Regions from separate parts of the Homo sapiens genome. Here region 2 is linked to region 1. The links are chromatin loops, found by intact Hi-C in ENCODE. Cell type or tissue: A673. All regions are shown on one strand. Each heading gives the region's core, and the rest is flanking DNA. Links, peaks and the distances in the headings are about the cores only.

What was found. A loop is a pair of places that touch in the nucleus more often than their neighbours do. Peaks named below come from ENCODE experiments on the same cell type or tissue, not always from the same donor. Only the 100,000 strongest peaks of a DNase experiment are listed, where the experiment ranks them.
Region 2: it touches region 1 in a loop (2.3-fold over the local background); 1 of 110 quality-filtered maps calls a loop at or near these places.

What each region holds. Positions count from the first base shown.
Region 1 is chr14:28,772,155-28,777,478 of GRCh38, reverse strand. It overlaps LINC01551 (long intergenic non-protein coding RNA 1551), which reads right to left and starts at 4,775. Exons shown (of 3, transcript NR_026731.1): 1 at 4,624-4,775; 2 at 4,046-4,119. RefSeq lists an enhancer at 2,689-3,188. In A673, for the core only: a CTCF peak has its summit at 2,899; a DNase peak (open chromatin) is centred at 2,918; H3K27me3 peaks cover 5,000 bases.
Region 2 is chr14:29,014,183-29,019,506 of GRCh38, reverse strand. The region is part of intron 2 of LINC02326 (long intergenic non-protein coding RNA 2326); the gene reads left to right. LOC107984685 (a long non-coding RNA gene) reads right to left here. Exons shown (of 11, transcript XR_007064101.1): 4 at 420-554. Among named protein-coding and RNA genes, the nearest start is that of LINC02326, 48 kb to the left of the region's middle. In A673, for the core only: CTCF peaks have their summits at 2,826 and 3,027 (motif pointing left); a DNase peak (open chromatin) is centred at 3,026; H3K27me3 peaks cover 453 bases.

The sequences.
Region 1 (5,324 bases), core at 185-5,184:
AGAGAAATGTCTATCTTTGTAAGTTATAATCACACATAATGCTAAATAATACAAAATATGAGTATATATATAAACTATATACTCAAGAACTCCAGATTGTCTCATTCAGCCTAAGCACCCCTGGCATAATTTAGAGTTAATAGATGTTTTAAAACACATGTCTATATTCAAATGATTGCTACTTGATTTTTCATAAACAGCATTAATAAACCCAATGGCCAGCTTATTGTTATGAGGGTAACTTCATCATGCCAATGGAAAAAGACAACCAAGCTCATTTAGCAGTTTCATTCTATTATATCTGACATCACAAAATCATCTTTTTCTATTTTATTGAAGCACATCAATACAATGTATGAAGAAAAGAATGGAAGTTTTCAAGCAGCATGAGGTTTTAATCAGAAACAGATTCCTAATTGCTAAAAAGCAAGTATGAATAAGTAATTTCATAATCTCCTTGGGTTGCCATAATTCACTATCAGGTTTACTTAAAATGGATCTGTCAAGTGTGTTTCGCTTCCTATATAAGCTCTTTCATTAAAAGCAACCTACGATAATAATCAAGAGGCAGATGCTGAAATATGTAAGTAAATAACTGAAAGTCTCTGCATAAATAAACACAAATCAATGTAGTAATAGACAACACTATTGATGTAGGAATGATCGATTTTAGTTTTCTAACCTGCAATCAGAGCTTGCAATGTATAATTAAAAGTATATTTTTCAACTCCACTAATACTACTACTACTGGAAAAAAAATTCTTTCTGCCAGTTCTACCTGAATGTACTTTATTCCTTCTAGTGTATTTCTGATGGGATGGGAGGAGTACTGTTTTTTCTGCAAAAGCTTTGCCAAACTTTAAAATGACATCATTAATTATATAAATTGTAAAAGTATCAAATAATAAAATTACCACCTAATTCTTGCTCTGAATTTTTCAACCTTTATCCCAGCCTCTAATTATTCATTCAGCACATTTTAATAGGAAAAACACACAATAGTGCTTATTATTTTTAAAGATCTTTTTCAACTACTGTAGTACATTTTGGTTTAAAGATTCTTTGGGCCTTTTGTTAAAAAAAAATAAGTTGTCATTTCCTCAGTACACTATGGAAGCTCTCACACTTATACTTGTATATGGAAGCACCATGAAGCAAGCAAGGAGAACAAAAACTGCATTGTTTCAATATTGTTTCATATAATGATTGCAAAACAAACTAGTATCTGACTCAAAGAAATAAATATACTTTGGATTTCTAGAAATTCACATCTGAAACAATGTTTTAGATTTTGCTAAAAGTTAAATTTTCTTTTTGAGAATATGTATCCCTGGAAGGCCGAATTGATTTAGATTAGCAAGCACCAGTATGTGATGAGTTTGAATATTTAGATTCTGGAGAGTAATGAAAATACAGTGCTCATATTTTTTCTTCATCAACAAAGATGCTTATTTACATTCATTCTTGAATCCAGGCTTCTCAAGCACAAGCCTTTAAAAGAATGTCTTCTTTATGAAATTCAGCTACTTTGAAAGGGATTTTTTCCTATGTGATATCACTGGCACACAAATATTGATTTTGATTGTCTTTATAATATTGTATCACAAAACACTCTCTCAGACTTCTCTCACATCCAGGGCCAAGAATTCAAGGGCAACCGAATCCAAAAGGAAAATATCATCAGTTATTATTTAGGGCTAATTTAACAGATAATTTAACTTCAAACAACAATGATCAGGTCATTAAATTTCAGAGCAATGAGAAAATGAAAGAACTGAGAGACAAGTCTCCATAACCCCATTACAGATTTTAGTCTTCGTGCTCAATCAACGGAATCAAAAACGTCTACGCAGGAAGATACGTTTTCACCTTAAACGCATTGATTCAAAGAATGAGACAATAGGAAGAGATGAGGAGGAATAAAGTTGAAAGCGAGGACTCCAGTTTCTGGGAGTGCCAGCGGAGTAGGCAAATTCAACCTAAGCCGAAAATGAACACCCAAATATGTTTGTTAATTAAACACTCCCTCTCTTTCCAACACGAATCTCAAATCTGTAAATGTCCAACATGCTTTCCTCCTAGCGGCTTTTCTGCAAGATAGGGAAGATAGGACCGAAGATAGGGAAAAAGATTACATGTGCTAAGCAACAGACCACGAAAAAAACATGGGGCATTTTATTTTCCCTCCCACCCTCACAAACATAATTTGTGAGTTATTTGTTATCATTTTAAATGCCTTTTCTGATCACAACACTTTCAGAATGTCTGCCTACCTCAAGGTTTGATAGAGGAGCTGGTGAAGGCGGTGTTGAATCATAGAAATTGAGTCTTACTTGCAGGGGAGGGCGGGTGAGGGGGGAGTCAGAAGTGGACCACCTCTATTCTGCATCGCCCTTCCTTCCCATCGCCTTTCCCAGACTGAAGATTACAGCCTGAAAATCTCCGCACTCGCGGGGTACTCTGCCCACCGGAGTCCCGGCCTCCCTCTGGCCAACAACCGGCGCCTTCAGTGCTCTGGGAATTCCCACCCCGAGGCTACCTGTTTTCCTGTGAGATCCCTGCACCTTGGACCACAGGCTTGGGCAGAGAGAAGCAAAATGGGGTAGAAAGCGAAGGGCGAGTGGGGTAACAAGTGGAGAGGAGAAGAGATGTCCATTACAGAGCAAATAATTTTATCTACTAGCTGAGAAGTGCTGAGATCTGAAACCGCACCGGGTAAACAAAAGGAAACAACTTTGGGAGGGGAAAAAAGGTTGGGGGGAGGTGGTGGCACACAGAAGATTAAGAAGAAAGGGAAAAGGTAGGGAAGCGCGCCAGCCAAGGTTCTGAAGTCACTTTTCTTGGCATCAGCCAATATGAGCTACCCAAACGTACAGCTCTGCTTGTCCTGGGCAAGAGCGCCCTCATGTTGCTGCTCCCTGCGCAGCGCCCGGCTTCACCCTCTGCGGGGATCGCCGCCGCAATGTCCCGAGAGCGCTTCTCCTCTCCTCCTCCGCCACCGCGCAGCCAGGGCGGCCCCAACTCAGCAGCTGAAGTTACTTCTCCACACCGGTTCAAAACCCGAGAAAACAACGCTGCCAGGTCCCTGCCACAACGACTTCAAGTCCCGCCATTATGCCACCTCTCCATCTTCACCCCGGAGTCCCTGAGGCGCCGGGAAAAGCTAATTAATAGGACACCGCGACGAGAGTCCCAAATTCGCTTCGGGCCGAGCCAACCTGTGTCTGGCGCGTGCTCTCAGCCACTCTGGGACAGAGAGGCTCTCGAGCGTACTACCGACGTCTCCTAAGTGTGCATTAAGAATCAATTATTTGCCTGAGATTTCCAAAGCCAGGAACTGGGATATTCCCAGCAGGGACAAAGTCAAGCCCAGAACGGTGTTCATTTCCCTAGTCTTTCGAAGAGACAGAAGAGAAGACTCCCACACGCACCCAGTGCCTCACCCGACCCGGAGCAGCCCGGCTAAATCCGACCGGGACCCTGGTGTGACCCAGGCCAAGGAGCTGGGGGCGGAGGGCCAGCTCTGGGGAAGGTTGGCTATGTTAGTGTGCAAATAGAGAAGGGCGATCCAAAGAAGAACTTTAGAGAGAAGCAGGTTCTTGGCTCTGGAGCAAAGAGCTTTAACTGAAATAAGGATAGCTAATAAACCTGTCTTTGAGCGTTAAGAACGTCCCGGAAGTTCCTGTAGCAACCATAAGACTCAGAAATCATATTTCCACGAAATGAATTAATTTACACTTTAGGACCTATTTCAGTCTCCCACTACCCCTTCTCCGTATAATTTTTTCTCGTTTTCTCTCCATGTTCCTTTGCCGTGTCTACATCCTTTTGACCTGGGGATTCACCGTGATTTCTGTCAACGTGGAAAAAAATTATGCATCCTTTCAGCTACGTCTGTTGGTAGCGAGCCTGCTAACATTTTCTAAGAAAAGATGAACACTTAAGGCCAGGACCCCAAAGTCAGGCGTTAAAACTCAGTCCAAAGCAGTCAGTTACACATATTCCCTACCCTACCCCTTCCCCTCTGAAAAGCACTTTCACTTACGGATCTTGCTGTAAGAGCCATTCCAGTCCTGATATCCTTTTCCTCGGCATCCTTCGGACAACCTCAGGCAGAGCCTTAGGTGGTGGGGAAAAACAAAAACAAAACACAGTAGAAATCGGGAGGGAGACAAGAGGCACAAAACATAACAATACATCATCTATTTGCCAGCCTGGAGCCCCCTTGGCCTACATCCTCAGGATAAGGTCCCTAGAACTGACCGCTAGGGTGGGGAATGGGTGCCTTTGGGAGCCAAAATCTGAGGTGGGTTATTTTAACTGCTAGTGATTGAGGGGAAAGGGCCCTGAAGGGAGAATAGAAAAGGGGAATGATTGGTATAGAGAAAAGAAATCTTAAAAAAAAAAAAAAAATGCACGCAAAAGAAAATCTAGCATGAAGTACTAACTGGGAAAGATCTCTAGCACCTTTTAACTCTTACAGGTAGGTAGCTCTTAGGAAGAATGCAGACGTGTGTGCCCAAAAGAGAGAATCTAGATGACCTCTATTCTTTCCATATCTCCAGGATCTGGACTTAAGTAGAAAAATAAAGAGGGGAGAATTTTAATTCAAGTTTCACCTACCCTGCTTGTTGGAATGGCTGCGCAGATTTTCATGCTGGAGAGTTCCATCTGTCTGGCAGAAGCTGAAGTGGTGTTGGGGGCAGGTTATCTGGTGAAGTAGGAATGTACAGGAACCCCGCCCTCTAGGCACAGTTACACAACCCCAGCAACCCATCTCAGCCAGTTCTAAAACCTCTAATGATCTTCACCTTCACCCTTTGTTAGTCTAATTCTCCAACAGGCTTTTAGTCTCAAACACAACCAACCACTTTAGCTGTTCATAAAATTAATTTCTCAAAACCAAAATTTTCCCAGTGCATGCAAATTCCTCAACAATGTTGTAGAAAATACACTTTTTAAAAAACTACACTTCTATAGACTTCTAAATATATTGAATTTATCCACGTATTTGGGTGAAATATGCACCAACTTAAATATATATTAAAATCAATACACTATGAGACTAAATTTTTGCCTCTCTGCCTTTGATTTTATGCAAGTCACATAAACTACATGAAGGCTTCCATGACCATAAGGATATTTGTATTAAACCTTGTTAGTTCTAGACTTCATGTTCACTTGGTTCCCAATTTTGTAACAGGCTGAAGAAACATATTTGAAATAATACTTTAACTCCTCTAGTTCAATTACATCATTTTCTCAGTGTTTTACATATTAATATTTTTTGTTAACTTTACAACAGACAAATTCAAGTAAAATAC
Region 2 (5,324 bases), core at 142-5,141, 240 kb before region 1:
TATTGGACTTATACTTCAAAGATAACCAAATAAATAACAGAATATGCCTAAGGAAATTTGGAATTAAATAGTTGTCTATCCTTTTACTCAAGACATGTTGGATGGTGAGTTCAAATCCTTTCTAATAATAGATTATTTGATGGCTTAAAGCACAATATTTCCTAGAAGGTGAGAAGTAGCCCACCATACGGAGAACAGCAAAGGATGTTTTGGGCAGATACCTACATAAGAAGACACTCTTGGGCAGAGAAGAATCTAGTATTTGACAAATGGCAGAGGTCGATGTGTCTGATAAAATGTTGAATGATCAGGAAATTGAAATCTGATATTAGAGACAGGATTGGCCACAGAAACAAATTTAGTTAGAATTCTAAGTCTGATAGGAAATTTTAAAATGGAGAGGTGTGACAGGGCTTTACCTATAAGGAGATTCAGTTGGCTGGTCTGTGGAAGTGGACTGCAGAGCAGCAGGAAGGAGTATACAAAGGCTGGTTTGGAGGTTATTGTCATTCAGGTCGGAGATGATGGCATCCTGGCTGCTCATTAAGGTAGCCCTGTACATAGAGGAACATAGAGAGAGAGAGAATTAAGGAGAGAATTAAGGTCAATTTTGAAGAAAAGGGATTTGCTAATTGAATAAATGTGGTTGATGAAGGAAAGAAATCCCACACTGAAGTCAATGCACCTGGGTGAATGTATTAATTATACCACCTCATCTCATGACCCATCAAATCTTTAGTGCAGTTCCTTCTTAGAAGCTTTATTTTGTTAAATTTACATAGAATAACTCGATCGAAGATCCTAGTGTTTCCAATCACAGTCAGGCCTAAGATCATATAATAATTAGGTTTCAGTTAATTCTGAGACTCTAGAGACCAGCACTTGCTCATCATACCTCATATTCCTATATTGTGGCGTATCCCAAAGCACTCAACCCAAAACCCTGGATTGGCACCTTCTTTCATATATATACACACACATATACATGTATATACATACACACATATACATACACACATATACATGTATATATATACACACACATACGTATATATGTATGTATACATATCTGTATACATGTGTGTATACATATATACATATACGTATATGTGTGTATACATATGTGTGTATACATGTGTGTATACGTGTGTATACATGTGTATGTACACATATATGTGTATGCATGTGTGCACATTGTGTGTATACATGTGTATACATATATGTATATATACATATATACATACATGTATACATATATACATATATGTATATATGTATGTAGTGTATATACATATACGTATATACGTATATACACACATGTACGTATATACGTATATATACACACATGTACGTATATACGTATATATACACACATGTACGTATATACGTATATATACACACATGTACGTATATACGTATATATACACACATGTACGTATATACGTATATATACACACATGTACGTATATACGTATATATACACACATGTACGTATATACGTATATATACACACATGTATATAGGTATATATACACACATGTATATACGTATATATACACACGTATATACGTATATATACACACGTATATACGTATATATACACACATGTATATACGTATATATACACACATGTATATATACACACATGTATATATACACACATGTATATACACACACGTATATATGTATATATACACACACGTATATATGTATATATACACACACGTATATATGTATATATACACACACGTATATATGTATATATACACACATGTATATATGTATATATACACACATGTATATATGTATATATGTATATATACACACATATGTATATACATATATACACACATATGTATGTAGACATACATACATATATACAGACATATACATATACATGTATATATACATATACGTATATATACACATATACATATATACACATACACGTATATATACACGTATATACGTATATACACGTATATACACATATACATATATATACACATATATGTGTATATATATATATATAAATCTAATTTTTCAGCCATTTTATTTCCTCCAAAAACTCTCATTCTTCTTCCATCTCATTCAAACTGTGTGCATACTCTCTCCATCTATACCCAGGCAAAAATTGTCTCTCAAAAAAGCCTCTTCATCAGTGTATGCATATGTTTAAAAAACTGACTTTTTCTTAATTCAAAGATAAAATTTCAGAATTTGTTAAATCTTATGTGTAGACATTTTGTGGGACTTTGAAATTCTTCTTGTGCAACAAAGCACACCAGTGATTCTATAATACCATATGTTAAAAGCTACCTCTTCCATGAGAACACCCAGCAGCTAAATTCAGTTGTCCTCTTCATCATTACCTTACCTTTTACCACACATTTTCACAGGTTTTTTTTTTCTGCATATTATTTCATCTAATAGCAGAATATCAGGGCTTGAAGTCAGTTTAAAGATTATGAGCTAATCCAAATGTCCCAATATATACATAAGGAAGCTACATCCAAAGGAAAAACACTTTTCAAGGCCACAGTGGCTAGAAACTGTTGCACTCATATCAAGAACCTGTCTTTCAACAGGCAACACAGTCGGCCTTCTACCCGGCTGCTTCTTCCTTGAAGGCTTATCTTGAAGTGAAGGCTATGCCTACTTCTCATGCGTCTGATTTTCATTGAGCCCAAGTGTTCTCCCTAAATAAAGGCAGACAGGCCAACCAGCACAAGTATCTTTTCTATCCTATGTGGTGGCCCATAATGCAAAATGGAGAGTGGAATATTAAGATAGATTTCTTTGTCTGGAATTTCCTGGGAAGAACATTGCAGTTGCTTAACGTGCATAGTAATGCCGTGGCGACCTTGTTAACATGCAGTTTCTAATTCACTAGATCTGGGATGGGGCCTGAGATTCTGCACCGCTAACAAGGTCCCAGGTGGTGTAGGTGCTGTTGGGCTGCAGACCACGCAGAGTAGGTAGAGCACAGACTTAAGACCCTCAAAACCTGTGCCTCAGGGTGCCCTCTGCTGGCGGCAGCTGTGCAAGCAGTTTTTAGGCTCCCTGTTGGCAATCCAGGGGATAGAAAGAAGACTTAGATATTAGGTTTCTTCTCCCATGTGATGGTTAATTTTATGTGTCAACTTAGGTAGGCTATAGTGCTCAGTTGTTTGGCCAAATGCCAGGCTAGATGTTTCTTTGAAGGTATGAGATGTGATTAGTATTTAAATCAGTTGATTTTGAGTAAAGCAGATTACCTCCCATAATGTGGGTGAGCCTCATCCAATCAGTTGAAGGCTTTAAGACAAAAGACTGAGATCCTTGGAAGAAGAAGGAATTGCAAGAATAGCAGCGTGTGGGCCTGTCCGGAACATTTCAGACTTTCCAGGTCTCATAAATGCATAAATAATTTCCTTAAAATAAATGTCTCTAGATGGACAGATAGAGATATATATCTAAATCTTTCCGTATATCTACCTCAAGAGAGAGAAAGGGGGAACCAACAGACTGTGTGTGTATATGTGTGATATATATACATTCATACATATATATACACAGAGATGTATATATATATACATCTCTGTGTGTGTGTGTATATATATATATATATACACACACACACACACACACACACACACACTGTTTCCACAGCAAAAGAAACTATCATCAGAGTGAACAGACAACCTACAGAATGGAAGAAAATTTTCACAATCTATCCATCTGACAAAGGTCTAATATCCAGAGTCTATAAGGAACTTAAACAAATTTACAAGAAAAAAACAACCCCATTAAAAAGCAAGCAGAGGACATGAACATACACTTCTCAAAAGAAGACATACATGCAGCCAATAAACATATGAAAAACAGTTTAATATCACTGATCATTAGAGAAATGCAAATCAAAACCACAATGAGATACCATCTCATGTCAGTCAGAATAGCTATTATTAAAAATTCAAAAAACTATAGATGCTGGTGAAGTTGCTGAGAAAAAAGAACACTTTTACATCATTCGTGGGAGTGTAAATTAGTTCAACCATTGTGGAAGACAGTGTGGTGATTTCTCAAAGACCTAGAGGCAGAAAAAATTGACTCAGCAATGTCATTCATTACTGGGTACATACCCAGAGGAATCATTCTGCTATAAAGATACATGCACGTGTATTTTCATTGCAGCACAATTCACAATAGCACGGACATGAAATCAACTTAAATATCCATCAATGATACACTGGATAAAGAAAAGGTAGCACATATACACCATGGATTATTATGTCCTTTGTAGGGATATGGATGAAGCTGGAAGCGATTATGGTCAGCAAAGTAATGCAGGAACAGAAAACCAAACACGGTATGTTCTCACTTACAAGTGGGAGCTGAATAATGAGACCACATGGACACATGGCAGGGAACAACACACACTGGGTCCTGTAGGCGGGGGTCGGGTGGAGAGAGGGAGAGCATCAAGAAGAATAGCTAATGGTTGCTGGGCTTAATACCTAGGTGATGGGTTGGTCTGTGCAGCAAACCACCATGGCACTTGTTTACATATGTAACAAACCTGCATGTCCTATACCTGTACCTCTGAACTTAAAAGTTGAAGAAAAAATAACAAAAACTATATATTTTTTTTCTCTAGAGAGCCCTAATATATCATAATGAGATAATATCAATTTCCTAGAATAATGCTGTCATATTTTCAAGTACTGACAAATATGAAAAGTTAACACTGAGAAAACACTAAATCTGTATTTCATTCATTTACCAAATATATTTGAGCATCTATTCTGTGTGAGTCCCTGGGGATATAGATGAGAGGAATACGAAGTGCCTGCCCTCATGCAGTACATGTTCTGGTCAGGGAAACAGGCAACAGATAAGTGCACAATGAATAGAAATGCAGAAAACAATACACACCATGGAGAAAAAAAGAGAAAGATAAAAGTAGATAGTAAAGGACTTTCAGAAGAGGTAATACTTGAATGGTATTTAAACAGAGACTCTCCAAATTAATTGACATGTTTACCTGGCCAACTGATATCTGTAAGTATTCACCACGTTCGACATGATTTTCTAGAGGCTAGGGATAAAAGATAAATATTATCTGACTTTAAGAAACTTACACAGAGAAGTTGAAACACACACATCCTCAAAAAAGAGGATATTTAATAAAAGTTATACTAGAGAGGGTATCCTAAACTATAAAATGGCCAGAAGATAAACAAAGTTTGGATTGGATAAATCCTTTAAACGAGATTAGTAGTGACAGAAATATATAGTGTATGTTGGGACTCAAATCTTAAAGTAAGTTATTTTGGAGGTAT